2 separate regions of the Homo sapiens genome follow, and region 1 is linked to region 2. A link is an interaction called in ENCODE POLR2A ChIA-PET data of the cell type or tissue named here. Cell type or tissue: IMR-90. All regions are shown on one strand. Each heading gives the region's core, and the rest is flanking DNA. Links, peaks and the distances in the headings are about the cores only. Region 1 overlaps ANTXR1 (ANTXR cell adhesion molecule 1). Region 2 overlaps ANTXR1 (ANTXR cell adhesion molecule 1).

Region 1 (16,117 bases), core at 4,245-12,244, 200 kb after region 2:
ATACAAATCTGTATTTTTTTTCCTGATAGCTGAAGTTTTGGTGTACTTTGCTATTCATTTCCTGTTATTTATTGCCGATAATGCAGACTGGAAAAATTGCGCCTTGGGAGATATATGGAGGCATTCTTTGTGACCTAATAAATATTTCATGGGCATTTGAAAGGAAAGTTTATTCTCTGTAGGGTATAGGGTTCAAAATATATTTTGAATATATCCTTGAATGCTTAAGTATTCAGAGATGTCTTTCAGATTCTGCTGAGATACAGTTTTTATCTTCAGCAGTCAAAAAAATTGGAGTTATCTTAAACATTTCTCAAATATTGAAGCCCTGTTGCATTCCTAGGATAAATTTTACTTGGTCTTAGGATATTATTCCTTTACTATACTGTTAGTTTTTTAACAATATGTATTTAATTTAAAATTTAAAGTTTTTATTCAGAAGTTGGTGGGAAGTTTTGTGTATGAAGGTATTATCTTTGGTAGATATGGTTATTAGATCTATGCTAGCTTCATAAAGTGAATTGAGAAACTATTTTTTCCTGCTGTCTGTATGCGTTTAACACTAGTACTGAAATTTTCTGTTCCTTGAAGATGTGACAGAACTTTCCATGAAACCAACTGGTCCAGAATCGAAGGACTCCTTCACAGAGACAAATCCATCTCCTTCAAATACCCAGATTCTATTGGTGAGGGAAAGGCAACATTTGAAAGACTGAGCATTTTACCTAAAGGGATTTTAAAAAATCACCACAATGGACTATTATCACAACTTGGATTCAAAATTTATGGATTTCCCTCCCTCTTGCTACCCAGAAGGTGGACTTGGAAGAAAAGAGGAGTTTGGGAGCTAAGAATAAACCGCATCTTCTTGCATATGTAAATGTAATATGAGTGATTTTTGCTACCTCGCATAAAAATTTTACATTTTTCATTTTCTCTATTGACAATCCATTCTTTCAGTTTTATATTTTGCTACAAAGTCTCACTGATGGCCTTATTATTGACTTCTTAACTTTTCTAGAGCCATTCCTTCTGTTTCTTTTATGCCATGTCTTTTTCTTATATATTTTTTCACATATATTTTCCATTCCGATGTCAATATTTTTAGGTAATTTTTTCAGTAAGTAATACAATTTTAAAATGTGTATCATTTTAAAGCCTGACTAAGGAATTTTAAAATCACATTTCACTCAAAACCTTATAATTATTGAGCTTTTTTGGAACATTTAATGTGTAGAGTAAAAAAACTAACGCCAGTCTGAATCTCACTTTCCTTTTTGTTGAGCCTATTTTTTTTTCTTTGTTGGAAGAATGTAGACTTTTCTATTCTTATATTTTAAGAAATTATCGAAGATTGTACAAGTTGTAGACCATTTAAAAAAACTAATTAGGCTGAGTATTTTACCTAAATCTTCCAAATCTAAAGACTCCAATCTTTCTGCAGCTCAGGAAAATTATCTTCCTTTATTATTATTTTTTATTGTATCTCTTATAAGTGTTCTCTGTCCCCAGAATTGTTATTGTGTATATATCTATATCTATATATATCTAATATATATATATATTAGATATTAGATATCCTGGATCTAGTCTTTGACCTACTTTTCTCTTTACTCATTATTTTATTTTATTTGAGACAGGGTCTTGCTCTGTTGCCCTGGCCGAAGTGTAGTGGTGTGAACTTGGCTCACTGCAATCTCTGCCTCCTGGGTTCAAGCAATTCTTGTGCCTCGGCCTCCTGAGTAGCTGGGACAGCAGGCACGCGCCACCACGCCTGGCTAATTATTTTTGTATTTTTAGTAGAGATGGAGGGGGGGGGGTCTCAACATGTTGCCCAGGCTGGTCTCGAACTCCTGACCTCAAGTAATCTGCCCGTCTTGGCCTTCCAAAGTGCTGGGATTACAGGTGAGAGCCATCGCACCCAGCCTCTTTTCTCATAATTTTAATCTCTGCATCCTTTCAGCTTAAGTTCTGAGGAATTTTCTCAAACTGTCCTCTGATGAACTGAATCTACTTTTTTGCAATATTCAATGTGGTGGTCATTATTTCTAATGGATTTGAATATTCAGAAACAGTGTATTTTTTTCCCCCAAAGCTTCTTATTTTCAGCTTGTTCCTTTCTCACGACAGACTGGTTTTGTCTGTTGATGCAATATTATGTCAAAATTTATTGAAAATACTATTTAGACATATATTTGCTAAAATTGATTCAATGGTCATTTCCACTTCTTTTGTGTAATAACTATTATATTTTATATTTTTAAACTTTGATTCACATTTCAGATAATTTCCTGAAGAAAATTATCCCATTCCCCTTTCAGAAAGAATCCATATGTATCTGAAAATGCTTTTTTATTTTTTTTCATGTGTAAGTGATATCTTGGCTAGGTATAACATTTTAGTTCATAAATCCATCAGAATTTCTTCATCAAAAATTTTATCCATCATAAAAGATTAATTGTGTCAATCAAAATTCACCATTTAATGTTCAGAGCCTTCGCAGGTACCATGTGTTTTCTTCCCACTTATAAAGTTCTTCTTTTGTCTTTTAAAGATTGTCACCAGGAAATGTTTAAATATTAGTGTTTTTTAATGAATAATTAATTGAGATTATCACTTGGTGAGCCTACTTAATCTGCATTTTCAAATTTTTCTTAAGTCAGAAGAGTTTTCTTCTATTAAAGCATTGAAAGTTTCTTCTAGACTATACTTTAGCAATGAAAAGTTATTTGGTCCTTTGAATAGCTATTTTTTTCATTCATTATTTATCATTTTATCATTCATCACTTTCCTCTAGCTGTGTTTTCCTCCTGAAATTATGAGAATTCCTTAAACATGCCTGCATCATTTATTTCATTTTCTGCATTGTCTGTTCTGCTCTTTACTGCTTCTTTGGTGACTTTAAATTTTTCCATATTATTTTATATTTCCTTAACCGTTCTAAGTCCCTTCTCACTTCATATTTTTTCTCCTGTTTCACAAATTTACTGTTTTATTTAACTTAATTGAAGTCATATGGTGCCACAATTGACCTTTTTTTTTTTTTTGCTACTGAAAATGCTTTCCATGAATATATTATTCTTCCACCTCAGGAATTTTGTTTAATCACTTATCTTAAGGTGCTAAACTTTTGTAGGCCCTATTTTCATCCTTGAATGTGGAAAGGTATAACTTGGCTTGGCATTTGCTTCCAAAATAGCTTACACACACACACACACACATACACACACACACACACACTTGCATCATCTCACACTTATAAACTTCTCTAAGGAATTAATCTGGTGAAAAGGAGTTAGTCTTGATGGCTAAAGTAAGATCATGTTGTTGTTCCATCAGTTAGGGGAGAGTGGGGAATGGAATCAACCCCAGTCATTTCCACAAAGGAACTTCACCTTTGCAAGGTTTGTTTGCTTGTTTTGGACACAGTTACATCATTCCAGCTTGCCATATGTAGGGGATGCTTTGGCCTGGCCTCTACTTCAGGTTCGCATTGTGCTATACCTGGCCTCATCTTGATCCCCAGTACATCCACATAATTAAACACAAAACTCTGCCGTTTCCCTGGAGGCGCGCGATCTGGCGGGAGGACTCAGCAGCGCTGGACAGGATCACAGTCATGGAGGTGCCTGGTTTTCATAGGCATCTCTTGTGGCTTGGTTTCCCCTTTGACCCCCACAGAGCAGCTGCCACTGCATGATGCTGATGCCCAACAGCAACAGGGCTCCAAGGGGATGGTTCTCATCTCTCTCAGGTCCCCACTCGACTGCAAACTCACTTCCAGATCTGGGATTATTCTAGGGGCTCCTCACTGATCTTTCTCTCCATATTTTTTTACAATTTGGCAACAGAGTTGAAAGTAGACCCTGGCTTGACCTCTTTCATACTCAGTCCGTCTGCTTTATTTCTAGTGAATTTCTAACGCATGTGTTGCATGTCAGTGTCAACGCCCTTAGTCTCTGGACCCGATGCAGCGTCTCCTAGACACTTTCTTCAGGCTTTTTCTTTTGGGAGATGGGACAGTTTTAGATGATAGAGGGGAAAGGAATGAGGGAGAAGCTAACTGTTTATGCTCCAGATGCTCCAGATCTTTTTCTGAAGTCATAAACTTGCTTTCTCATCTCCCATTAAGCCCCTCAGCTCATTAATTTTTAGTTTCTGCTCTTATGATGCCCCAAAACAGCACTTCCAAAAGTCACCAATGCCCTTATTTCTGCTAAAGTATATGGCTTGTTTTCAGTTCTCATCTTGCTGGACCTACTTATAGTATGCACATATTGATCAGCAAACTGATATTTGAGTGCCTGGTTGGTCCTTTGTAGTCTATATAAAGATGAATAATTATGACACTTCACATTTACTGAGTACTGACTAAGCAGCAGGCATTGTGCTGGGCACTTTACATTCATTGCCACTTAATAATAACAGCTAGCATTTCCAGTGTGGCCAACGCTGTTCTGAGCACAACCTTATGTGACACATACTATTATTATCTCCCTTTTTCCAGATGAGGAGACTGAATTCATAGAGAGGTTAAGTAGCTTACTCAAGGACATACAGCTAGTATGTGGTAGGGCTGAGATTTGAACCCAGGTGGTCTAGACTTAGAGTCCATGTTGAAGTCCATGCTTGTCCAAACGCTATGCTCATAAAGTCTTTCTGGGTTTAACCCTGTGCTCTTAACCATTAGGCAACACTGCCTCCCCATGGAAGGGTCAGGAAATGTACAATTACAGTTCAGAGTGTTAGGTGCTAAGATAGTGAGAGGTATTAAAGAACTTCCGCTAATTGTTACGGGAATTTGGGAGTGAGGATTCCAGAAAAGACTTAAAATTAGAGCACTTAAATGGAAGCAGGAGTGCTGAAATGGCTGCCCATTTTAATGGAACAAAGTGTGCAAGTTGCTTTACCTGTTTGACCTTCAATCCCCTTTCCTTTTGATATTGTCTTTTACAATAGTTAATAATCAGGATGACCATATAATTTAAAATCCAAACTGAGAAACTTTTGAGAGTAAAAGAAGAAGACATTCATAATTATGCTGGGACAACAAGCATAGACCAGGCCTGTCCTGGGCAAATTAGGATGTTTGGTCACTCTGTTAACAATGAACTTTAACGGTTATTTATGCTTAGTGTTGTCTAATAGCATCTGAAGTTTCATTTTACCTTATATTGTTTATTATTGTGACTGGTCTAAAGTTACAGTTAGGAGTCTTCACTTTTCTCTTATTTGCTATAGAATTCTTATTTACTATATAATTTCTGCAGACCTGGAATCTGCATTATTTTTAACGTCAAGAGCGATGGTAGGCTGACTATGATTCTGATCATAATCCTTTTGCAATCAAGATGTTGGGAAAGCCATCTTCCAGGAGGTCTCTACAGGTATTTATTAATTAGGGCTGCATATCATTAAGCATCAGGGGAAAAACAGGTCAGGTCACTGGATGAAACCCCATAGGACAAACACTAAGGGTTTTTCCTCTCCATCTCTTGAAAATGGACCACTCCACTGCTTGTCATGCAATATGAGTTGTTATGGGGTTAGGAGATTCTGAATAAGGAAGGAACTTTGAATGAAGAAATAACATAGAAAAGTGGTTGTTCTTATTATTATTTTTTTTCTTACCACAGGGAGCCCGCAACTAGTAATAGAAGGGGACCATGCACTAGTAATCGTCTCAAAGGATAAATGGGCAGGCATCACCTAGGTAAAGATGGGTGTGGTGGTGAAGGGCATTAGAGCCAAAGGCAAGAGAGGGCATGGGTTAGTTTGGGGAACTATGCAGTACAGTTTTTTGAAAATTAAAAAGATGTGGGATATGGTAAGATATGAAGTTTTGGAAATGCATAGTGACCTGAGCAATAAGGGTCTTGCATACTTTGCTGAAGAGTTTACACTTTATCCTGAAAGAGCTTCGGAAATGTCTAAGGGGTAAGAGGTGAGAGGGAAGATAGTATCGACATCAGATTTGTGTTCTAAAAAGATCAATTTTAGAATTGATTGTCAAGAATACAAGGTGGGGAGAGGGGTAAAGAAATGAAGCAAAGAGACCAATAACTGGGTGAAAATGGTGAATGCCTGAGCTAAGACAATGACAAGGTAGAGTACAAGGTCAACCTGGGAGAGATATGGCAGTGGATATCATCAGACTTGAGTGTGAACAAGAGATTACTCTCATATCTCTGGCTTAAGCAGCTGGACTTATAGGGCCACCATTCACCAAGACCATAAATTGAGGAGGAGATGATTTCAGGAGAAAGCATCTGAATGATCACCCCTTCCCCCCATTGAAATTCTGTCCCTCCTTGCCTCACTAATACAATTCTTTGCTGGTTCTCTGACTGTTCTGCTTCTTCTCAGCTCTGTTTAGTGTAATTTCTTCTCTTGCCCAGACAATTCCTGTTAGCAATTCCTTTGGGTTGGACTTTGGCCATCTTCCTCTTCAAACTCCACCTCTTCTGGGCATTTAAAAATCCTGATATTATCTTGATATTATTTATTATCCATACCTGCATTTTCAACTATTACCCTTGGGCTTACAACACTCAAGTTTTTATTTTCAGCTCCAGGGTATCAAGCCAACTGCCTACTCAACATCTCCATGCACATGCCCTACATGTTCAGACTCAGCATGTCCACACCAACTTCTCTTTCCTTCTGATGCCTGCTCCTTACTGTTGCAACCCTTTCCTCTCCCATTCACTCACAGCCAGTGGCTCATCCAATCCTGCTGATCCTTAATACAAAAGAGCCCCCAGTCTCATTTATTATTTTTTTCCTTCATCCTCACTGCAAACATAGATGATAGATATGTATTTCTAAAACACATACATAAGCTTGACACTTTTGTCCTTAGAAACCTTTAATCTCATAACCTATTCCTGATGGAATAAAATCCAAACTCTTTCCAGATTATTTCCCTGTCACACTCATATTACAAAGAGTATGTGTTAGTTTGCTTTCCTAAATGTTGCCTTTTTCTTTACTTTGTCACCTGACAAAATCCTGATCAACTTCCAAGTTCCAGATCCAAAGTCACCTCCTCTATGAAGCCTCCTAAGTCCCTCTCATCTCAACCAAAATTAAATTATTTCACTGTTTCCCCATGTCTTCTACAAAACTTTGAGCTCCTTGAGACTTGGCACTTGTTTTAGGCATTTTTTGATTCCAGAACTCTAGCACAGCTTGATAAATATTGAACTGATATATTCCTTATCCTAGCCAGGCAGTACTGCTTGGAATCTATGGAGGCATCTTTTGTTAGAGGACCATATTCTGTTTCTGCACTAACACCACCACCACCATGACCACTGCCATCATCATCATCATCATCATCATCTCCACCTCCACCACCACCACCATATCACCATCACCATCATCACTACCACCACCATCACTATCATCACTACTACCATTATCATCATCACTATCACTATCACCACCACCACCATCACCATTATCCTTATCACCATCATCATCTTCATCACAACTATCAACATTGCCATAATCACCACTATCACTGTCACCATCACCACTACCATCACCATCATCTTTATCATCACGTCCACCTCCACCACCATAACCATCACCATCACCATCTATCGTCTCAGCACTCATGTGCCAAATGGTTAATTAAAGGTTTTAATCTTTACAACACTTTTGTGAGGCAGACATTTTAATGCCTATTTTATTAACAATACTGAAGTTCGGAGAGGCTAAATAATTTGCCCAAGGTCACAATGCTTGCTGAAGCATTGAGCTGATATTTAAAGCTGCAGATGCCTGATTCCGAAGGTGGCCTTCTTAAGCCCTGTGTTAAGCATTCCCATGAGGCACATTTCATGTAGGGAGACTTATGAGAAAGGAAGCAAAGGAGTGTCCTGGCTAGTAAACAACATGGCTTAAATGTATATGTACACACAGCAGGACCTGGCAACACTGAAGGGCAAAACATGGCCTCTCAGTGACCTTTGCTCTTCTGCCTTCATATTGTGTGTGGTTTCTTCTGCCACCATCTAAAATAAGAGCTCTGCCTATAGCCCAGCTCCAAGGTGTGTGCTGCCTCAGCTATATCCTCATCATAAGGCCATAACCATGAGCCATCATTATGGGGCAACTTTTCTTGTCTTCCTGTTCAGTCTTATGACTCACTGAGGGAGGGACCTGAATCAGAATCACCTGGGAAGCTTTTCCAAAATACACGTCTGCCTCAGGCCTCTGAAGTTGTGATCTGGCCCTTGGTTGAGAACCTCAGTTTAGCATATTCATTCCCAAGGTCTACAATTTCCACTGGAGCTTTTATCATGGAAGCTTCCCAATTTCTTCCTTCAGACAAATGCCCAGATGTGGTTCTTGGATGCTAGGAATCAACATCAATGGCATACCCTGCTCTGCCCTGCCTTCTTTTAGTCAGGAGTTCTCAACCAAGGTGGTACCAACCTTAGAAATAAGTATAGAGGCTGTTATTTATTGGTCATCACAATGACCAGAAAGGCTAATGGTATTTAGAAAGCAAGGATGAGGAATGCTAAAGCATCCCACAGTCCATCACAATGAAACACCGTCCCATCAAAAATGCTAACAGCACCCTCATTGAGAAGCACTAGTAGGAGCCCAGATACTCTTGATTCAAACTCAGAATCAGCCCCTGCAGTGTACAGGCATCCTCTGAGCTCTGCTGCTGCAGTGGTCTGTGTTCCATGGGCTGCTGTCTTTCCCCAGCCTTTCAAATTCCCTCGTATTCCATAAACTATGGAAAAAGAGAGTTTTATCTTTCAAATATATTCATGTAATACTTAGGTGGCAGGAGAGCATGTCTAATCTCCATTTCTACTTTCCATTTAATCTAATTTAATCCCCCGCCCACCTCACTGAATATTTCATCTAAAGTATGCAGAGAATGGGGAAGGGAGGAAAAGAGAAGGAGCTATCATTGCCTCTTGGGCATATTTGAAACATCACGTCTGACAGTAATTCTAGGTTGATGAATGCTGTATATCCAAGACTTGGCTCAAAACTGACCTTTCTCCAGAAGTCTTATCTCTTTATTCTCTCTCAATGGCTACTTCTTTCTTGCTTATTCAAGCCAAAGCAAGCTATAATTATACGTTTTCAGTAGAAGCTTTTATTGTCCACCCATATCTGGCTTTCCCTTCCATCTAGGCACATGGAGGATTATTCTTCAAGTCTTTTTCCATAAAGTGAGGCTATCTGACCAGTTCTGACCAACAGGCTGTGAGGAGAAGGATGCACGTCACTTCTGGCTGGAGCATTTCATGGCCAGCAAGACATCATCTAGCATTCTCTTCCCTCGCAGCCTTGATGGTGGCAGGAGGTATCAGGAAGGAATCTCCACCAGCCTGGCTCCCAGAACCATCACCATAAGAAGAGCCCTGCTGACTCCTATCAGACATGTAGTATATGCAGAGAATAAAACTTTTGTTGTTTTGTGTAACTGAGATTCGGGGGTTATTTGTTATCACAGCATAACCTGACCTACCTTGATTGATTCAATGTTCTTTTGCATATTTAGATTCTTTTTAACTTTGTGCATAGATTATGAGTCAGAGGGGCTTGGGTTTGAGACTTAGTTTCACCATTCAGAGTGACCTTGGGTAACCTCTCTAAACCTCGGTCTCCTCACGTGTGAAATGGTAATGATGACTGTACAGACCTTATGGGGGTTGTAAACACTAAACAGGGTCATACAGGCAAAGTGTTTACTATAGCGTCTGGCAGGTAGCAAGGGTTCAGTAAATGTTACTTCTTATTTCTTACTGATCTAAAATTGACTTTACTTGGCCCCTTTCCCAAATCCTCACTGAAGCCTTTAGCTCTGGCTGCCTAGAGTCCTCTAACTTTTCTCCATAAAAACCTGACAGCCTGGGACTTCTTCCTGTTTATTTTGCATTCCTTTTACCTCCCATAGCAGGACATTGCTTGCAATAGGCATTGTTTCATCCACGCATGTATTGGAGTACACACTTGTGATCAAAACTGAGTATGTCATCTATGCCAAATGAATGGAAGAATCTGCTGAGTCAAATTGGAGAAATCTAATTACTTTTTCAGTATGAACCTGACGTGTCTGAAAAACGTGTCAACAAATGTTTAAATATTCTCTTTGTCTTTTATTGCAGAGTAATCAGGGGGAGAGGCAAGATCCAGTCTCTTGGCCGCATACCAAACATAGACACACATTCTAAATTAGCATAGAGCAAATCCCATTTGCATTTATGTGACAGCCAAGTCTCCCTAATTGATCCCAGAATTTGTTTCTGGACCACTAGGAATCCTTTAGCATTTGGACATAATTACAGGTTATCTTGGGACAGGTGCCTTCCTCCAACACTCCTTGACACTGAGTTTAACCAGGTCTCCACAGCTAAATAAAGTAGAGGTAGTTACTTGGCTGACCCAGACAGAAACACAAAACAAAACAAAACAAAACAAAACAAAACAGTTTTGCCTTATTTATTTTTATTTTTGACCCATATGCCAAACTATCCAATTTGCAGGCAGTTCTACCAACTCTTGCCTGGCCTCAAAGGCCTTCTCCAAATGTGGAACTTAATTAGAGGAGCATTTAAAACCAAGCATTAAGTCCACCTCAATACAAAAATAATAATAATAAAAGAAATTCCTGGCCCCTGATAACTATTTTTCTGATGCCCTTTAAAATTATTATTGTAAAAGATAGTGTGGCAATTCCTCAAAGACCTAAAGACAGAAATACCATTCGACCCACCAATCACTTTACTGAGAATATACCCAAAGGAATATAAATTGTTCTATTATAAAGATACATGCATGCATATGTTCACTGCAGCACTATTCACAATAGCAAAGACATGAAATCAACCTAAATGCACATCAATGATAAATTAGACAAAGCAAATGTGGTATATATACACCATGGCATTTTATGTAGCTATAAAAAAGGAGATGATGTTCTTTGCAGGAACATGGGTGGAGCTGGAGGCTGTTATCCTTAGAAAACTAATGCACAAACAGAAAACCAAATACCGCATGTTCTCACTTGTTAAGTGGGAGCTAAACAATGAGAACACATGGACACATAGAGGGGAACAACAGACACTGGGGCCTGTCGGAGGGTGGAAGGTGACAGGAGGGAGAGGATCAGGAAAAATAACTAATGGGTACTAGGCTTGATACCTCGGTGATGAAATAATCTGTACAACAAAACTCCATGACACATTCTTATGTAATTTCTTTTTTTTAACATCTTTTATTTTAAGTTCAGGGGTACATATGCAGGATGCGCAGGTTTGTATGTACCCCTGAACTTAAAAGTTGAAAAAAAGAAATTAGAGTATGAAATGAGAAAAGAGGAGATAAAATTGTTATTTGCAGGTTATATAATTATATATCCAGAAAACCCAAGAGAATCAACTAGGAAATTATTTGAAACAGTAAAATAATTCACAACAAAATCAACACAGATACTTATACTCTTTATATGTCTAAGAGCAAACAAGTTAAAATGGAAGAAAATTTCCCATTACAATAACCAAAATGATCAAATACTTAGGAATGAAATTAACAATAAATATACAAGACTTATACGAATTAAAATCCAAAAATATAAAAAATATCTGATTGTAGCACCTTCAAGGTGCCTTCTATTGAACTCTTTGCTTTCCTTATTCAGAGCCAATTTTGCAGACACTAAGCCATCTTCCAATGTATTTCTGAAAATAAGCTACATCTGTGTGTTTTAGCATATTTACAGACTTCAGTTTCCTTTTTCTATCAGATTCAGTCTGAACAAATTACGAATTTATCATAATAAAATGTCCTGAACACACCTTAAAGTCTGACTCATCAATTAACCCCCTAGATCTCTGGAGCATTTCTCTGGGTTGCAGGGGGTTGGAGTTCCTGATACTTTCCATCAACTACAGCTGATTTAACAGCAGAGTAGTAGCTCCTCAATTAAGTAACTTTAATCGCCTTATGCACCATGATTTACTGAAACTCTGATGCGGGGATTTTGAATTCCTGGAATCTACCCAGTTCCTCTAGTTGTATTGCCATGTGCTTCTCATTATGGCCCAACTCTACAGGGAAGATGAGTGGAAAGAGCTGGTCTGGGAGTCAAGGGCAGACACTGTCCTAGCTCTGTCGTGATCTAATCCTAGGTCCTTGGGCAAGTCACTTAACCCAGTGGACTGAACAAAGGTTTTCTTATCTTCAAATTAGGGACAGTCATGCTTCGCCCTACCTACCAAACAAGGTTGTCTTTGGGACCCTTGTGAGAGAGCATGAGTCTGCAAGACTCACACAAGTTCCCAATCCAGTATTTCTTTTGTAAGTTAGTAGTTGGGAACTCAGAAGATATTTTCCCAGAAAAAAGCCAGTACTATACCTGATGGGGAAATTTCCAGCCTAATGCTACAAAAATCTATCTGATGATCCTGTCCCTGGAGTACAACACATAACAGTGGTCCTGCAAATCAGCACCAGCAGGGCATCATCCAGGTGTGGGTGCTGTGGTTGGAACTCTGGGGGAGTGGCAACATGGAATCCCTTTGTACAGTGGAAGAAAAAGAAAACTGGTGCCGAACAGAAGGGAAATGGCAGGGGGAGTCGGAGGTCTTACGGGGAAGGAGCACATGGTGAGCCTGTGGGGGGCCTTTAGACATATAAGGATTTATTAGGTGCAGAAAATGAATGACAGGCTGTGGCTTTGGCAAGTCCTATAAATAAAGCTGCTCAGCGTTTACTCCTGCCTTCCAGACCACCATCTCCACTCCTCCTGCTCTCTTTCCCACATTCTATTTTTGAAGTCTTCAGGGCACACATAACATAGCCAGCCACTTGAGATTCATGATGCAGAATCCACTATCTCCATTCAAGTGACTAATAGCTCCATGTAAAATAGTCCAATATGTAATACATAAACATATACGTAATAAGAGAGGGTGGGGGGGTGCTGTGAGAGAGGGAAGGTAGTTATGTCTGTGGGTTGGTCAAATGGGTGCATTCATCTTGGAAGATCCCCTGGAAGACTTAAAAGAGGCTAGCTGTTTCTTTGCTTTTTGTTGAACAGAGCCTTCCAAATCTAACTTTTCAAATCCCCGACTGAATTCCCAGCAATCTATTTTTCCTGACTATAACCAGAAAAGCATGTTTAAGTGAACATGAAATTCCATCAGTATAAAGCCTTGTGCAGCCCAGTCCACCAGCCCAGTCGCCAAAGCCACTAATAATGCCCTATTGTGTTACTGTGGTATTTTCTAGGTTATCATTATGAAGTCTTTGCTCCTGGTTGAGAAAACATGACGTTCCATTAAATGTATAATCTGGGTTCCCTCCAGGCCAGAGATGCAGCTTGCTTAAAGCTGAAATGAGCTGAGATTTAATGTCATGGGAAAAGAGAACCAGTTGCAGGGGAAGAAGGAGTTGCAGGGATTGGGAGAAGAATGGTGGATTCAGTCCCCTATGATCCCTCGGTTTCAGACTGTAGACAGTGTCTTGCCAGCGAAAGGATCTAAGAAGCCCAAGGAAAAAATGAGTCAGCATTTTTTCACTTTCCACTCTGGCTGTGGTTGGGTGCTGGACAGCACTGTGTGAGGAGGTTCTCTCTAGGACAGAAGATCATGTCTTTAGCGACCACCCAGGGGTCTGTTTGCCACCACTGCGTTTTGGCCCATCCCCTAGCTCTGGACTCATCAATCTCATAAATTAGCCTGGATGGAGGTGGTAAGCTGGTGGAGTGTGCACTACCGCACCAAGTTCTAGCAAGTTTTTCATTCAGCACAAAAATATCCTTCTCTTCCAGCAACAGAACAGCTAAAGGAAGTCAGAGGCATCCACCTGAATGTCTGTAAAGGTCTCCCCACCATTTCTTTTCCTGGAGCATTTTTGGGTCTCCAATGTGCTTCATAGAATCCTATGATGCACTCAGACATTTACTCCAGGATTAAATATAAAAGCAGCAGCATCCTTTACAACAGCAAGGGGCTTGGAAGTGAGCACACTGTTTAGAGACCCACTTGACATGATTTTCAAAACAAATTCAAAATAACTTATTTTTGTTGAATATAAAAGTAATGTATGTTCAGTACAGAAAAATTAAGAAAAACATGTAAACAAAATTTAAAATTCTACCTGCTAGAGACAAATAGTAGTACCATATTGGTAAATAGAGACATACACATGTGTGTGTTTAACTTTTTAAACAGGTGGAATCATAACGCAGATGACGTTTGGTAATTGCATTTCCATCTAAAAGTGTATAGTATGTTAAGAATTATGTATTTCTCCTAAAATAGCTTACAAGCTTGTATAACATGCAATGCAGGTTCAATACTATACACATATCATACCTTAGTAAATCCACTGCTGTTAGACACATGTAATCCTCAGCTTTTTATTATAAACAGCACCTCCATAAACATACATGTAGGTACTTCTTTGTGACTATTTGGATTTTTTTTCTTTAGGACATGAAATTGCTCGATGGAAAGGAACACCCCTCATTTTTTAAAAGCATTTTATATGTGTCGCCAAATTATCTTCTTGTCTGCACTATCCGGTATGGTAGCCACATGTGGCTATTAAAGTTCAAATTAGTTAAACTTATATAAAATTAAAAATTCACTTCCTCAATCGCACTAACTACATTTCAAGTGCTCGAGTCACATATGGCTAGTAGCTACTGTATTGAACTGCACAGATATAGAACTTTTCTACCGACCTAGAAAGTTCTACTGGACAGCGCAAGTCTAGAAAGACTGCACCAATTTACATTTTCCCTAGTAAGAAATGACAGTGCCTATCTCCCACAAATTGGCCAATACTGAATATTGTAATTTTTAAAAAAGTTTTTGCCAACCTAATAAAAATCATATTGTTTGATTTTTTCATTTCTTTGATTAATAACGACCTTTTTAGTTCATTTATTGACTCATATTTTTTTCTCTTGTGAATTATGCACTTAGGCTATTTCCTATTGGGATTTTGCTTTTACTGCTTTTTATATATGAAAATCAATCTTAAGAGAGTGATTTATGTGGCAATAGTTATTGTAACTTCTTATGTTTTTTCATGGCTTATTTTTCATTTATAGAAGTGTAAAATTTTAATATATTCAAATCTCTATTTTCCTTTATGGTTTCTTCCTTATCATGTTTTAAAAGCTCTAAACCTAAGATTACAGTAATATTCATCTAAATTATCTTCTAGTTCTTTGATCATTTCATTCTAAATATTTAGATTTTCAACCTTTCTGAAATTTATTTATGTGTATGGTTTGTAAAGTATAAATCTAACCTTTTTCATTCTCCATGTTATCAATCACTTGTCCAGGAACCATTTTTTTTTAAATTAATGAATCATTATATACTGATTGGAAATTCCACTAAATGTTTACATGTGTTTGGATCTACATGTACTTGTCTTTTTAGATTTTCTACTCTATCCACCTATTCTTTGGCCTTTACCATCCTGTTTTTATTAATTTACATTATAATACATTTTAATATTTGGAGAGAGAATATGGCTTCATTATTCTTTTCCAAAAATGTTTCAGCTCTTTTTACCTGTTTTTTTTTTTTTTGCTAAGATAAGCCTAGAATCATTTTGTTAAATTCTTATCATCAAAACAAACTCTTTCAGAACTTTGACTGAAAAGTTGAATTCAATTTCTAAATTAATTTGGGGAAAACTGGTTATCTCTACAGTATCCATATCTCTATAGTATCTCTACAGTCATCCATTCAGAGACATGGTGATTCTGTCCCCCTTTTTTTTTTTTTTTAGATTTTCCTGAATATCATTCTGAATTGGCTTTTTAAAAAAGCACGGAGGAGGAGCACCTCCGACTGTTTTCATGCACTGTCTCTAAGTCTGTGAGCTGATGCTTCCAGCCACTAGAAGTAACAAAAGAAATTCCATTCCTTAGCACTGGAGCATATTTTCAGTATCCACCTTCTCATAAATCTGCAGAAAAGAAATCTCACTTTTCATCCAAAGAATCTGGAGTTCAAAACAGCCTTTACGGAAAAATCAAACTCCAGGGGCAACTGCAAAGCACATTTGGTGTCTAGCTAGCCAGCTTATTTTGCAGGACTCTTTTTCCAACTCC
Region 2 (16,117 bases), core at 3,652-11,651:
GAAAGGAGATTTAGGAAAAGTGATCAGGTGGCCAAAGTGCTGTCACTAAACAGGGACTGGCTCTGAGAATTCAAACCTTTCAAAGGGGCAAGACAAAGAATTATGCAGAGATACCCTGGGTAGTATACTTTAGAGGTGGTAGAGAAAGTTGAAAACATTAAGAGGAAGCAAATCATGCTGAGTGGTGACCCAGTGTGGCACATCCTAAATATTGTTTCTTAACTTTGCTCTTCTTAAAACCAGCCATTGGTACTGACCATCATCTCTTCATCAATGGCATCAAGTCCAATGTACACTCCTGGGTCCTGCCAAGCAGTGTAGCAATTACTTCTCCAAAGAGCCTGGTTTTAATCAACATTTTGGATGGGTCTCACTAATACTTTAGATTTAATGCACTTTTCTAAGATTAAAAAAAAAAAAAAAACCACCATGGCATGGTCATGCTGAGTGAGTGAAAGTCTGACCCAGGATGAACTAATATTATTTAGAGTCTTCCTTCTTGCCCTTTCTGTCTCACCTGTTAAGAATCTTGAGGATATTTTTCCTGTCCCCAGTTAAATGACTCTAACTACTTAGAACGACAATTAGTATAGTCTTTCAATTTATTATTTTATTTATGTTGAGGTATTTGCTTTAAATATTGGTGCCAGAAGATAAACCGACTAAGATTTTTTGGTCAAGAGCACTATTTAGCTTGGATGTGAAAATGTAAAAATTACTGATTCATCTGGTGCACAGCGCTGATATCATCCCGCTCCATATATACAAGCTCATGGATGAAGGTTTGTTTTCTTCTTTTGCACCAATCGAGGAATGCCATCTTCAGGATGAGTTCTTTTCCTATGCCAGTAGCTGTCAACACCTTTTCCCCAAAATGGAATATTAATTTTTTTAAAAAAGAACAAGTTTGCTTCTGTGCTTCCTGTATTGTTGCCAGTGAGTGGCACTGTTATGGACCGAATGTGTGTGTCTCCCCAAATCCATGTGTTGAAGCCTCAGCCTCCAGTGGGATAGTATTTGAGGGTGGGGTCTTTGGGAGGAACTTAGGGTTGGATGAGGTCATGAGGGTGCCTCCCTCATGATGGGGTTGGTCCCCTTAGAAGAAGAGTTCCCACAGGGCTTGTTTTCATTCTACTCACACATGCACCAAGAAATGGCTATGTGAGCACACAGCCTGGAAGAGGGGCCTCACCAGAACCTGATCACACTGGCACCCTGATCTCAGACCTCCAGTCTCCAGTACTGTGAGAAAATAAATTTCTGTTGTTTAAGGCCCACAGTCCATAGTATTTTGTTATGGCAGCCTGAGCACACTAAGAGAAGCATCCTAAATGGGTAGGTGTCTGCTAGGTTCTCAGCACTTCACACATGCACCTTTTTCCTATCCCACAACATTGTCACACTGGCCAAGCCCCCTACTCATATGTATTCATTTGAGGGACAAGTTGTTTGTTATGGAGTGAAAAGTTTCATACTAATCCCAAATGCCACTCACTGAGTGCTTACCCTATGCCAGGCTTGGTACTAGCTGCTTTATATTCATCAACTCATTTTGTTCTCCTAAAAGCACCATTGGTTAATATCCCCATTATCCTGATTCAAAAATGTAGAAATGGCTCAGGGGCTGCGTAATTTTCCCAGGCTATCTCTGTAAGTAAGTGACCGAGTGAAGATATAAATCGAGGTCTGTTTAGACTCTATGCTCTTTCTTTTGAGCAACATGTGCTTTTAGATTGGAATGAATCTAGGGCAGAATGAATCAAGAAGCATAGCCATGAAAAGAGTTGGCCACCAGTAATATTACCCATTTGAGAAGTTTCCACGGGTCCCAACACTTACCCAGCCTCCGTTGTTCTGTTCCAGCTTTCCATGTCTCTATTTCTTCCTTCTTTAGGATTTCAGTGCCCTGCAGCAACCCTTCCTGGAGAAGTGCCTTGTGTATCCCTATCCCTTTTTCCAATCATAATTTACTTGTCCTATGTGCCTCTCCCCTTATAATCCTCTGTGCTTTCTAAGGGACAAACCTCTAATCAGATCCACAAGCTGGGTCCACTATAGTGGTTTATTTCTTAATAGGCTCTATCTTTCCATAGACACAAAAATATACTGTGACAGAGATTGATAACTGTCTCTCATATGCATTTTCACTTTCTTCCTTTAGTAGTAGAACCCCTGAGTTTCACTGGCCACATGACCAGCCAGCAATGACTACATTTCCCAGCCTTCCTTGCAAAAGCTGCTTCAAGAGGCAGTAAATGATGCTGAGCTTGACCTAGTGTGGTGCAAGGATTGCAGGTGGGTGTGGCTTCCTTTGCATCAAGGTGTGGCCATGTAATCTATGCTCTGGCCAGCTGAATGTGAGCAGAAATTATATGTCCAAATTCTAAGCTGTGCCTTAAAGGGCACACCCTAACCCTTTTCATTCTTGGACTATGCTGACAAGAACCACACTCTTGGGGTGGTGGAGAAACAAGATGGAAGGAGCCTGGGCACCTGACAGCATGGAGCTGCCATGTTGATCCTGGACAGTTTATTCCCGGAGAGTTATATGTGAGAGGGGAAAAAAAAGTTCGATAGTTGAAGCTTGTATTATTTTGGGCTTTTGGTAGGTCAGCTGAACTTCTAACCTAAATAATATAATTCAAGAAAGGAACCTTCTGATGACAGTATTTTATTCTAAAGGAGCGGCCCCAGTGCTGGGCATTTGGGGTGCTGTGGTAGGCTCTTGTGGTGATCTTCTGGGATTAGGCTGGGCTTTGGGCAGCCTCTTACTTTTTGACCATGGAGTTGGATGCCCACCTTTGAAGAGGTGAGACCTGCCCAGCTGGCTCCCAGAAGCCTCTGGACTGTTTCCTGGACTTATCTGCTTTTTAGGTAAGGGCTGCCATGATCCTGCCAGAGTGCCTCTCAGATAAAACTAAAGGAAGACAGTAGTCAAAACCCTGAAGTATTCTGGCTGATGTCAGACAGAAAAACAGAAAATTTACAGCACTCAAAATCTGGGATTCATTTAGGAGTAAAAAAAAGCATGAAGTTATCCAACCTCAAAACTGTTTTCAGGCTTCCACTGGGCCCCAGTACTCTTCCTAATTGCAAGACCATGTAGAAGTTGGATCTGAAATAAGACCATGAGCCAGTATCAAAATGCCCCATTTTCATGGTGCACGAAATGCTTCACGAATCCAGCCTGCACTAATTAAATGTCTGTGATACTTCTCCCCAGGCTGGGCTGAGCTCGTGTTCTGTATGATCTGGGAAGAAATGGTTGTTGGACTCATATTGAGACTGTAAGAGGAATCTTTAAGAGGAAAAAAAATATATATGTTAAATCTTTTGGAAAGAGGCAGGGTAAAGCTTTGGGGGGATTTCAGCACCTGGATTATAAATAAAGAATGTCGCTAATTACCAACGAATTTTATTTGTTCATTAAAAGTGGACTCAGCAGAAAGCTCCACTTGGAGAGATGACAAACGGTATGACCTCTACTTCATTTCTTCTATTTCAATGGTTCCTCCTAGTTGCACAAACCCTTACCAGGATAACAAGGTCACCCCAAGTACCTGGATGGGCCTCTGACTCCCGAATTCTTCTCAGCCTCCTCTCACTGCTTTTGTTGCTGCTCCTGGCTTGCAGCATTTCTTACTTCTCAACCACCATTTTGGCTCCTAGGCTCTCCCATTTCCTACCGCTTGATGAGGCCTTTGGAACTAGCTTGACCTTTGCCTTCCTCCGGCCTCATGACCTGCTCCACATCCTTCCCCAATTGACTGGTCTTTCACTAGGTCCCATTCCACAGGGGATGAGGACTGGGCCCTGGAGGAGTCTCTCTGAGCTAGATCCCAGGGGCTGCTCACAGAGATCAGCCCTGGAGTGAATTCAGCCAGAGAACCCAAAGAAACTCTGTGAATCCAGACAGTCCAGGAAAAGAAAGGTGACCTCATGCTTAGTAAGAACAATCTCTGTTCAGTCTCCAAAGACCCTGCAATGAGTGGGGGTGCTCGTGGTTTGGCCCACTCCCCCGAGCTATGGCTACCAACCCCCTCATTGAGGAACAGGATTCTTGAGGCTGAGAGATGTGGCTGGGACTGAGGCAGAGGAATGCAATGGAGAGGCAGTGTGGGGACACACTGCAGTTCTGAACAGCTCACTCTGATTTTCTGGGAGTCTTAGCTATGCAGTGGTTGAAATTATGAATAAGCAAAAAGCCCAATAGTAACAGCAATACTCCTTGTCCTCTTTCCGGCCATCACAATTCCCACCTGGTCCTTTCTTGCCTTTCAGCCTTCTTTCTTTGAAGGCAGGGACTTTGTCATATTATTTGGTTTTGGCCTAAAAGAAGCTCTGGAATAGCACCCAACATTTGCTAGTGTTCAATCCATAAGCTCCCTGAAGAGGCTAAAGAACTACATTGTGAAGCTGGAGAGGGAGTTTGGGGGTTTGCATCATCAGTTTCTCTAAACCTGTTGCTTTTTCTCAGCTCGCCTCTCTCCTGCATCCCATCTCCCTTGCTTCTCCCCTACCCATGAGGTTAATGAGTGCCTCTGGTAGCGAGCTGAGCAGAACACCAAAATTTCCCTGCCTTGAGGTGTCTTCTTCCTACTCTCTGCACCCCGGACATGTCCAGACTACCAATTGGTCTGATATATGTATTTTTAAATTATTTAATAAAATAAAAAATAAATTTTTAAATTCACTTTGTCGCCCAGGCTAGAGTGCGGTGTCATGATCATGGCTCACTGCAGCCTCAACCTACTGGGCTCAAGCGATCCTTCCACTTTGGCCTCCCGAGTAGCTGGGACTACAGGCATATGCCACTGTCCCCGGCTCAGTCTGATATTTTCAACATTAGGGATCCCCTGTGGGCATCTCATGGAGACTCCTTTTAAAATGCCAGAGTGTTACCCAGGAGAGAAATTCCCTGGACACTGGCATCCAGTAACATGTGGGTTAGCCAGCATAAAGATCTATTCTTTTGAGGCCAGGGAAAGGGTGCTCGGGACTGTGAAATTTGAGTGGTGGTGATCGGGATAAAGGGACATAGGAATGTCAAATTTTGAGGGAATGGGGGGAGGCAAAAGGACCAAAGTGTGCAGAGCACTACAGAGAAGGGAAGAGAGGGGCTGGCCAGGAGGTCAGCACATGAGCTCATTCACATAGGCTGGGAACACCACAGAAAACGGAGGGAGGGTGACACTCTAGATGTCTCCAGGCAGCTTCTGACCTGGAGCTTACCTCCCCAAACTGTGCAATGAGCCCAAGAGAGACTTGTTTAATCTCCAAGAAGATTTCTTTTCATATGTTAGTCACATGGTATAATATGGACTAAGCGCAAATATTAATATTTTAGGAGGAATACTTTTGTAACAGAGAGTGGAGTTGAGACTCTTCTGCCTCTTACGTCATTTTCATGGGAAAATGACATTTTCCAAGCTGCCAGGAGCCACAGATTTTCATGTTTGGGGATGGAAGAGCAGCTGTATCTGAAGACTGCTGTGCAGGATCCTGCCAGAGTGTCTGCCAATCCTTTATGCTCTGGTCAAGAGAGGGCCTGAGCAACGGTGGGGCCCTGCAGGCTCTCTCCCTAGGGATGGAATGGAATGCAAGCCCAAGTTCTGAAACTTGGAAGTAGGGCACTTGCAGGGAGGTAGAGATTTGAGGGCAGGGAAAGGGAATAGGGAGGAAAAAGGGTGATAAAACTAAAGTGAAGAGCAGCAGCAGGACATGGTACTTCATTCTTCCCATAAACAGAACAATTTTACGGCTGATTACCTTCTGGATTACCTTTCGCCTACTTTCAAAGTGTGTTGCCACAATCTTCTGTCAACAAAAACCAACAGTGATCTCAACCTTCTGTTTCAGAAGGTTGGTAGTTACATGAACATTACTTCTGGTTTGAGTCTCTGAAATAATGATCATACACAATCTGACGATTGATGAGGATGGTATCAAAAGGAAAATTCCCAGTCTGTAAGCCTTGAAAGTGCTTCTGAGGAGATCCTATTTGTGTTTTTGGCTGGCTTATGCCAAAGATAAACTGGAATCTGTATCAGTACAGGTCATCTCTCAAAGGCTATTGGCACACTAGCTGGCTTTTTCTATTACCTTAAATGCTACTCAGGGGCCCTGGCCATGCAGTTATAGTAGACAGCATTCAACTTGTCATTGGCAGGACCGGGTGGAGATGAGAACACAGTTTATATGCCAGAGTTGAAAACTCTAAGGGAAGGGTGGAGGTGTGGTTTTTGCTTATCACATACCCAAAGGTTAACTGAAATTGGGTATACACCTACATTCGAGATCAAGCAAATCATCTGTAATTTTTAGCCGTTTCCTCCTTTAGGCAATTCATATTTCCTTAAGCAAGGTCTTGCCTGATTTTCTGATATTCTTTCTCTTAACACCTCAGTTTGATTATTCTGATTTAAAGAATCTAGCACACAATGAAGATATTAAAACCTTCTTCACTTTAAGCAAACCTCCTCAAAAATTAGAACATTTTTGGGTCATTTTTGTCATTATGATGATGACAGTGATGGTGTTGATGACAATGATGTTGGCCCTTGTTTGATCTAAGCTTCATCGGTGACCTCCCAGTTTGGATCAAACTTACTGGAGCTAAAGGAGACAATCTTGAGTTGCTTTGCTCATCTACTGAGTGCTATCCTTCCAACAACAGCTTTCCTTATTCCTCCATTTGTGTAATAAGGAAGTAGGAAAACTCAGGACTTTCATCTCTTCAGGCTGGTAAATTCGTAGGAAAGAAAAGTTACCAAACAAAAGAGAAAAGACAATGGGAGGAAGACTGCAGGGGACTTGGAGAGTGACACAGGAATTAGAGAATTTAGAATTTAGAATTCTCTTCTAAAGAGAAATTGGCTCTGAGTAAGGCATGGCATTTCCTTTGGTCTGTTAATGTCCAAGTTATAGGTCACATGAGTCTGTATAGCTTTCCTCCCTATCCATGCACACTTGAAGTGATCTCAAGTCCTGGGCCATCTGCCAGCCTGCACAGGCCTCTGGGGACCTTCTGAGTAGAGGTGACTTGAGGCTGATCACAGCTACTCCAGGCTGGAGGAGAGCCAGCTCCTTGCTTCTCCACACTGGACCTCAGGGTCCCCAAAAGGTGGGACATGCTGATAGTAAAGAGCCTCTTTCTGAAGGCAAATCATAAAGACGTGCATTCTTTAAATAAATAAAAGGATGCCACCTCCCCTCATATCTGAATGCACATTAAAGAGCACAAAAAGCATCAGTTAGAAAAAGTGATTACAAAACTGTAATTTATGCAGAATGGAACCTCACAGAAGGTTCTGGGCCATGCGAAAGTGGTTTATACACCACAAATGTCAGAGTCTCACAGCTTCAGAACATTTCCTTGTGAATGAGAAGAGTCCTCTGAGTTTCTCTTCTTGATATGCAAGGGCTGGGGCTGGGTCCCTTCTGCAGGAGTCTGAGGCAACCTGGATAAGGATGCCTCCTCCTCCAGCATCTTTTCGCTCTCCACCCCTTCTTCACCATCCAGTGACTCCAGGGTCACCCCCAGCCCCCTTCCGGTCTGCTGTTATTCTGCCTGATATTACAGTAGCCTCCTAAATGGTCTCTGGGGAAATGAAATTTTTCTTGGGTTGCTTGTTTATAACTAGAGAGTTCATTACTACTGTTACAGAGAATGACTAACTACAACTTTGCTGTGGGGGCAGATGGAGACAATGATAGTTCTGTCACTCTGGAATTAATATCTGGGAAGACATTACTGTCCACTTAAAATCACTGAAGGAATATTGAACACTGGCCTTTTAAGCTCTCAATGTTTTTCACTTTTAAAGGTTCAAATCTTGAGCCGGTCTGCTAGAAAACATTACCTCATCACACTGTCACTGGGTGAAGAAAAAAATTGTAAACTAAGTGAAGATTGAATTTCATACCAAAGCTCTGAGTCCAGAAACCTTGGGGATCACTAGACAAGGAGAATGACAAGAAGACAGGAGAGTGATTTTTAACAATGGTGAACTTGCAAATGAGTGTCCTGGGAGACCTGGGCCACAGAAGTGATGGTGGTGTTGGATGTAATGTCAGCGGAAGTGGCCACTGCAGAGAACCACTGTGTCCTGGTGTGACCAGTCACTCACACCTCCTCACTCAGGCTTTGAATTAATGGGCTGGAACATTTTTCCGAAACCCGCTAAGGAGTCTAGCTCAGACATCATAGATCTGGTTCTATAGTCATCCCTTAAAGCTCACATCTGCTTCTCTCTCTCTCCTCTTAAATTACCATTTCTTTTATTAAATAAAAGCAATTAAAGGCACTAAAAACTCTATGGAAAAAAGAGAAGAGAAAATCCTGGGCTCACTAACTCCACACAGCCATTGTTATTATTTGCAAAGTACATATTTATTTCCACATTTCATCATTTTCACATTTCAATGGATCTCCTATTTTGAGGTGATGCAACAGGAATTTTTTTTTTTTTTTTTGTAGTGGGGAAAACTAAGTTTAGGCAAAATTTAATTGACTCACTGAGAGTCTCTCTCTGGTTGTTCTGTGATCAGAACTCCACCCCTTCTTCACCATCCAGTGACTCCAGGGTCACCCCCAGCCACCTTCTGCTTTGTTATTCTGCCTGACATTACAGTAGCCTCCTAAATGGTCTCTGGGTCTCAGAACTAAGATGCTACTGAGTCTCTTTTATTTTTACTTTATTCTTAGATCCCCTTTTACTCTCACTCAAATGAAAGCTGAATTATGATATAGGGACAAAATGGGGCTTAATCTGGAGAACTGAAAAGAAATAAACTTTTGTATCAGTATATGAGCTAATAAGCCCCCCAACTCTGATATCTCCTTATGTGAGATTTTACTGTATTTTAGGTGCATAAAACTGTAAAGATACTCTTTGAAAGGTATTCTTAAATAGATCTCAATGGGAGATGACTATTTTGAGGAACAGCATCCACTGGGCTCTGCTCCTCTGTAATTGGAGAGTCCCTTTACAGCTCTTGGTCAACAGGTAGCTGTTATAAATGTGTAGTGTCATTTAAGAGCCCCATATTGTTGCAAAAAATAAAAACCCCAAACAAGCCTTCCCATATGTTTCCACTTCTCAATCTATAAATGAATATTCATTACATTTTTCTGTGGCATTCCATCCATCTCCTCTATTCCTTAAATGATGTCTTATTTAATAGGCTTTCATTTTATTAAGATGGTGCATACGAGCAGTGTTCCCAGGATATATCAAATACAATCACCCTTTCTATTTGAGGTAATAACAATCTTTTTAAGAGTTTCAAGACCATTTGATACACGGAGAGAGATCACTGGAGCATAGGGACTTCCAGGGGTCAACTGTTCCATCCTTTAGTTTCATAGTTAGCTAGGATTGGCCCCCAACAATCTGCTCAGAGAGAAGACAACTGACCCTGTCTGCACAGAGCAGAGTTGACTTGCTACATAAATTCATTCTAAGAAGTACATTCAACTTAAGCTGAGATAGAGAATATATGTTTTGAAAAGTTGTTTTAAAGAATAAATAACAATATATACATACTTGCTTTAAGAAAGATTATCATAATTCATAATCATAGAGTATAAAGAGGCCTTTTATGTTCTACATACAAGCTGTAATCTTAATGTCACACACCCAGAGATTTCAGGGCAATGCCTTGTTGCCCCATTGACAATACATGGGAAAACTCTGGAAGTCTTTGTCTATTTACCTACATTTAGACATTTCTCATCACTCCAGGCTCTAATGGTAATGTCTGGTGAATGAGGAAACCCACTTTAAGAGAAAGATACTACAACTGCAACGGTTTAATTTTGGTCAGGAAACTCAAAGTCTAGAAGAGCCTTCTCTTAAGGATCCCTTCAGCAGCTCTGTATGATGAGGAGAGAGCAAAAATCACCCTCCCCTAGGTGGAAAATCTGAGCCACAAAGAGGAAGGTCAGGGCACAGAACCAATGTTTCTTTGCAGCCATGAGACTGCCTTGGCTTCCTATATTAATATTTCTATTCACTATTTTTTCTTTTGAGTAGGTGGAACCATCAGTAACAAAAATGGTAACTAAAATAGACTTCAAGTTACTTGGCCACCCATTGCTTTAAATCATGGCTCTAGCTCTGCAGGTTTAATAAAATGCAAAAAGATACTGTCTGCAGTTTGAGACAGTTTCCCTCCAATAAAACTTTCCTTTGAGGGTATTATTTTGCTTTTCAGCAGCTAAAAGCCTGTTCAAAAAAAAATCAGGAAGGATGGAGATGCTTATGGGAGGGCTCAACACAGTGGGAAAGGGGACCCTTCTGATGGTGGAGGAGTCTGTGGGCACTTCAGTCAAGAGGTTTCGGACAAGCTGGGAAGCTTTCTAGGACAATGACTTGATCATAAGCATCCCTTGGGCCACTTGTTAAAAACAGAGGACAAAACCCCACCCTGTATCTACTGAATCATGATTACCAAGAGAATTTGTCATTTTAATATACGTTGATAACATAACACTTAATAAGTACTGCTTATAATCAGAAAGGTTTGTGATACACAAAGAAAATGAACTTGTTTAGCATATAATATAGTGCCTGGCTCATGGTGAAGGACTCAATACAACTCAGTAAGAAATACTCAATATTGCTTATTGTGGCTCATTAGCAATACAAAAAAATGGTGAATGCATAAAAGAACAAGATGTACTCATAGCCAGTTGGTTAAGGGAGATAGATAACCTAATTTTCATCAGTAGGGTGTGTGTGTGTGTGTGTGTGTGTGTGTGTGTGTGTGTCCTCCTTCTGGTGGACACTGTGATGTTACCTAGGCTAAAATTCCTTAAGTTAGAGGGATTAACCTTTCTCCTTTTGGGGAATTTCTGGCAGGTTGAGGAGATGACTACGCACACAGAAGCCTTTACAGTCACGGCAAGGGCCTACAGCCCATTTTGCTTGTGCATGCTCTAAATCAACCCCAAATCAAATAGTAGGACCACCAGAACCCAGGGACCTGGGGACTGCCTCCCAAGAAGAGGCTGGCTCTGGGGCAAGCTGCCCTTTCGTGGTGGATGAGGAGGTTATGACCTTGGGTCTTATCGTGGCTTAATTCTTTTAAGCATTCATTAAGTCCATGAAATAATAATCATAATAAAATCTCTACATCATAGCCATTGACAGAATTTAGAGTGGGTTTCCCGATGTCAAAACGGAGCAGTTATTAAGGCTCCTGGTTTGTTTTAATTGGACCTGGGCCTTTCAGACCAAAGTCGCTCCGGCCTTTGGAACCATTTATACTCCTTCTGCCTTGAGGCTTCCCACCCCAATTAAGTGGTGAGTCTAGGTGGGGCAGGGATATTTAATAGGCCTTTGGTTTTCTGTAAGCCTTTTATTAATGCTGTAAGTTACAGCGGCTACATACTCTGGGCTGGGTTTCACCTTCTGGTGCTGTGTTCCTGGCTGTCATGGTTTTGTTCCCAGTGTGATTTTCAAGTTGGTTAGTGTTAAAGCAGGAAGTACTACCCCTCCTAGAACAGCCCAGTTTCACCTAGATGGCATAAGTGCTTTAGGAAGAAGGAATGTGGCAGACAACCTTGCCCTTTCTGCAGATCTTCCCAGCAGCTCTCTGCTCTTAACCTACCCACGTCACTGTCCAGTGTATTTTCCAGTGAAAAGGGCTAACTACACCTGCATTTTCCAAGCAGTTTGAATTCCTGGCTATGGCACACTGAGTTGATTACTTTTACACCGACAACACAATGAAATCTCCCTACTGACTTGTCCTCAGTATAAAAATATAAAGGGATACCCATCCCCCCCTTTTTTTCCAGAACTGAAAATAAAACTTAAAATTCTCAGCTGTCATTTAGTATTATTGCCTTCAGCTTGAGAGCTTTTAAAAGAAATTGGCTTCAGAAAGTGACCCAGACCATCTAAAGCCCACTACAGCTGAATCTTGCCAGCTTAATTTTAATCTACAAAGGCATGGGGTGACTTTTCTGCAGTTTTCACACGAGGGCCAGGAGAATGAACTGTTAGAACCTTTGCCGCTTGGTTGACCTTGTTCATTTGAGGACCTTCCACCCGGCTCCTCTCTGCCTCCTTAACAGTTGCTCAAGGAGATGATAGGAATCCTTTGTCCTCAGATCTCTGGGGGTTAGAAGACACCCTGAAGAACCTGTCCATGAGATAACCTGTGTGCCCCTCTGAAAAGTAGCTTCCTCCAGGAATCAGCCTGGGGCCAGTCCAGTAGGGCCTTGGTTTCACCTGGGGATAGCAAATCCACAAGCCAGGTGACTGAAAGGAGACAGACATTCTCTCATAATTTCTTCTCCATGAAATTCGAGCTCTACAGGGAAGAGGATCTTTTCCATATACCGCTAGTGCCTAGAAAAAGAATTGAACTGGGTACCTATGAATAGTCCCCTCACACACAGGCCCTCCACCCAGGCCTGCTCCTTGTCCCATTCCCACCCCTGACTTGCAGTAGTTAATTAATAAGGGTATTTTCTTTTAATAATAACAATGCTGATATGCACCAGCCACTGTGCTGAGCATTTCATGCACAATATTGCATATACTAAATGCACTATATTGCATTTAGTAATCACAACCATGAGCTCCCATGGGCTCATTTTACAAGTTCAGAGTGGGTCATTAGTCAAAACCACACAGTGAGTGGTGGGGTTAGGTTTCAAACCTAGCTCTGCTAATTGGAAAGTCTCTATTCTTACACTCTCACCTAGGTGATCTTGAGCCCTGAGTTGATGTTGTTGATACAGAAATAATTACACGAAACTGAACTCTCAGATTCACATTGTGCACTTGCAATAGGCGAGTGGCCCATCCTCTCCAGTAAGGCCTCATTAGGGATGAGGGGGCCACTTGTGTGAGCTGGACACTGGCCAGCAGCAGGGATGGGAGGCCCTGAGGCCCTAAGCACTTTTGGTGGGAACTGCTGACTGGTGAGATGCATGTCAGTCCTTGGCAGGAAGCTAGGACAGATTATTAAACAGATGGCTTATAAGTTCCAAAGACAGGAAACAGTGGTCATCCCTGGGAGCAAAGGTTTGCCGAAAGCGAATTGTGCCAAACCTCATTTTTTTTGCAAGTCTCACTAGATTCATAGATGGGGGCTGACAGATGTAGTTTATCTGCATTTCAGCAGATCAGTTCACACAGTGTCTCAAAGCACATTTAGGGGAAAGATGGAAAGATGTGGGATATTTAACTGCAATTGAGATGGCTCAGAGAAGGTTGAACAGGCAGCACCCAGAGAGTGCTGGTTAACTTAGCAATGACAATGGTCACTTGTTCTGAGTGCCAAACACGGGTCAAGAATGTAGGAAGAACTGAGTAAATATTTGTTGGTAGTATTAAACTCATGGGGGAAGTCTTCAGTGGTCCCGTGAAAGGGCTCTTTCTTTGATTTGCAAACATTTACAGAATAGACAAAGAGTTTGGGAAGTGGAGGGGACAAGGTCTTGCTCCTTGATCAAGGGGAGGGAGCAGTAGGGTCTAGTGTCTTTCATTTTCTTTTGACCTCTGGAGCCCAGTCTCTGGGACATGGTGATGGGTGAGGATGACTGTGGGTCTTTCATTGTATCTGGACACACTGTGTTTCAGGAGCACTTAGTGATTCTGAGGGGGAGGTTTGAAGACTACTCTGAGAAAATCGTGTGTGTGCGTGTACATGTGTGTATATATGTGCATGCATGTATATATGTGTGTATATACATATATGTATGTGTGTATATGTATGTATATGCATGTGTGTATGTATGTATTAATAGATATGTATGTGTATGTGCATGTTTGGTTTCCCAGCCCAAACATCTAGAACCCACCTAAAACCACCTATCTAGAACCAGATTATCTCCGCTTACCTGTTTTTCATATTGGCTTTCTGGTAAGATTTCATTGAAAGAAGAAGTTTTTTGGCTCAAAAATGTTTGGAAGCCATGGAATCTGATGATATAAAAGGTTCCTTCTAGCTCTAAAAATTAATTGGTTCTTAAAAATTGTGTAGAAGGAAGCTTGCTAAAGGCAAACTCTAAAAAATACTGGTTTTGTCTGCCACTTCCTTTTCACCTCCTGGCACACACGGTCTCCCTGGCAAGCCTCTAAAAGAGCTCCCACCTCTGGGCCTGCCATCTCCTTTCTCTTAAGTGCCTCCTAGCACTCTTCAGGCCCCTGACAGTGTTCCTGTACATTCCTTGTATCAAATTGTCTTCTTAAGTGTAAATGACTGGCTTCCATTTTCTCAGTGGTGATATCTTTGTTGTTAAAAAAGCTTTGAACTGATAGAATATCTGATTAGCAGAGTTTTAAGCAATGTAGCCAAGTGAAGAATTTGAAGAAGAATGGGAGAGAGGCTCTGGGTCAGTAGAGCCTCCATTAATCTTACCTAGAGAAATGTGGCCTTTTGCCCAGGTTCATTAATTTTTTTCAAAGCCACTTTTAAAGTACCTACTATGGGCCAGCATTCTACTAGACTCTACTGGGGGCAAATATTGAGTACAAATAATCTCAGTTCCCACTCCCATATGGCTTGCAGGCTGAGGAGGGGACGCTACTTTACTTAAACATTAATTTGTTAATTCAATAATTATTCACTGAGTGCCTATCATAGCTGGGATGTAGTAGTGAATAAACCAGATGATGTCTATGCCCCATGGGGCATATCTTTAAATGGGTGGATAATTAAAATCTGAGATAAGCATGTAATGAATGTTAAAATGGAAGTTTTGACTATGCTCTGAGCTGTAAGATATTCTAATAAGTTGCCTAATAGGGAAACATCTGTAAACTGGCTTCATGATGCTTGGACTCTTCAGCCAGATGAAGGCTATAAAAGGGGCCTGGGTAGGGCGAAGGATGTATGAAGGGATTTCTTGGAGAGAAAAGTTGCTGTGCTGTGAGTCTCCAGAGACCCTTCCAGTAGAGATTTCATCAGGGCTTCCCTGGGCTTCCCCTCCAGTGCAGTGAGGCTGTCCCCATGGGGCTACTTGGAGAGCTTGGAATGGGTTCCCTGAAGATGGCGAATACAGAGTTCTCATGTCTGAGAAAGTGGAGGCAGCCTGTGCAGCAGGATGGAGGGGCTGCAATTGGGTTCGCCCATCCATGCGTCCTGTAAGTCTTTCTTGTGGACCAGATGTGGGTCGTGCAGAGGAAGTGCAGAGCAGAGTCATCTTGGATGCTGTCCAAGAGGCTATGTAATAGGACAGAGGGACTTCGGCAGTAACAAGCTGGAGGTGACTGCTAGACCCAGAGGCTATGAAAGCACCACAAGCAAACACTGGGAATAAAGAAACATCTGCCTGTGTCAAGGAAACTACTGGAAGGAAGATCCCAAAAGAGCTCCAAGGAGCACCCCAGGGGAAAAAAGAGAGTCAGTGTTAAACACAGGCTGGGCCCACAGAGCACAGACCAGCTTATAATGGGACTAGTTCAAGGAAGGTCTACTTTTTCTCCTACCTCTGCTCACCTGCCCCTACCAAGGAGGGGTAAGAAATTGGCTAACAGACTTGGGTGGGGACTAGGAGGAGAAGAGCAAAATGGAGAAACAGGGGAGAGACAACCTCATCCTGCCTTTTCACAGGGTGGGGTTGGAGTTTAGCCTAGCTGGGGGAGGAAGGAAGGTTTACCCTGGCTCAAGTTGGAGGTTTTGATTAATCTCTCGGATTGTACTTTCTATGACTGAATTTGGAGTTTGTTTTTGAGGGTGGACCTGCTTATAGCCTAAGAATACACTGAACAGTTACAGGGCCTGCCATGGCTGTATGTGGTGGCAGGAGAAAAATCTCTCTCAATGAATAAAATTTACAAGGAGTAGAAGGAAATACAAACCAAAGCTTTGTTTTGATCATGTCACTTGTCTTCTTGTCCCACAAACCAGGTACCAGTGCTCAGAAGGAGAGAAACAGTTACAGAGGAAGTGATACAGCTTGCAGGCCAGGGAATGGCTTGGTTTTCCTTAACCTGGGGATTCCAACATCATTTTCTCTTCTTCCTCTTCACAGGACCCAGAAATGCTCTCCTGGACCAGGCTGTTATGGATGTTCAGGTTCTCACCCACATTCAGCTGTTTTTCTCCTACAGGGCTGGCTGTGACTCAGTGTGGAGGCGCTGCTCTGGCCCTG

The links. ChIA-PET counts read pairs that join two places held together with the same protein. Peaks named below come from ENCODE experiments on the same cell type or tissue, not always from the same donor. Only the 100,000 strongest peaks of a DNase experiment are listed, where the experiment ranks them.
Region 1: POLR2A ChIA-PET joins it to region 2 with 29 read pairs; 8 of 35 experiments call an interaction of 5 or more read pairs at or near these places.

Annotation. Positions count from the first base shown.
Region 1 is chr2:69,014,745-69,030,861 of GRCh38, reverse strand. All of the region lies in intron 1 of ANTXR1 (ANTXR cell adhesion molecule 1), which reads right to left. Among named protein-coding and RNA genes, the nearest start is that of ANTXR1, 9.6 kb to the right of the region's middle. RefSeq lists a cis regulatory region at 5,119 and an enhancer at 5,035-5,204. In IMR-90, for the core only: a CTCF peak has its summit at 4,708; no DNase peak of the experiment used is centred there.
Region 2 is chr2:69,214,042-69,230,158 of GRCh38, reverse strand. The region is part of intron 17 of ANTXR1 (ANTXR cell adhesion molecule 1); the gene reads right to left. LOC124906019 (a long non-coding RNA gene) reads right to left here. Exons shown (of 2, transcript XR_007086799.1): 1 at 5,770-16,117; 2 at 5,269-5,581. Among named protein-coding and RNA genes, the nearest start is that of MIR3126, 120 kb to the right of the region's middle. RefSeq lists a silencer at 12,768-13,062. In IMR-90, for the core only: no CTCF peak of the experiment used is centred there; DNase peaks (open chromatin) are centred at 4,008 and 7,898; H3K27ac peaks cover 3,953 bases.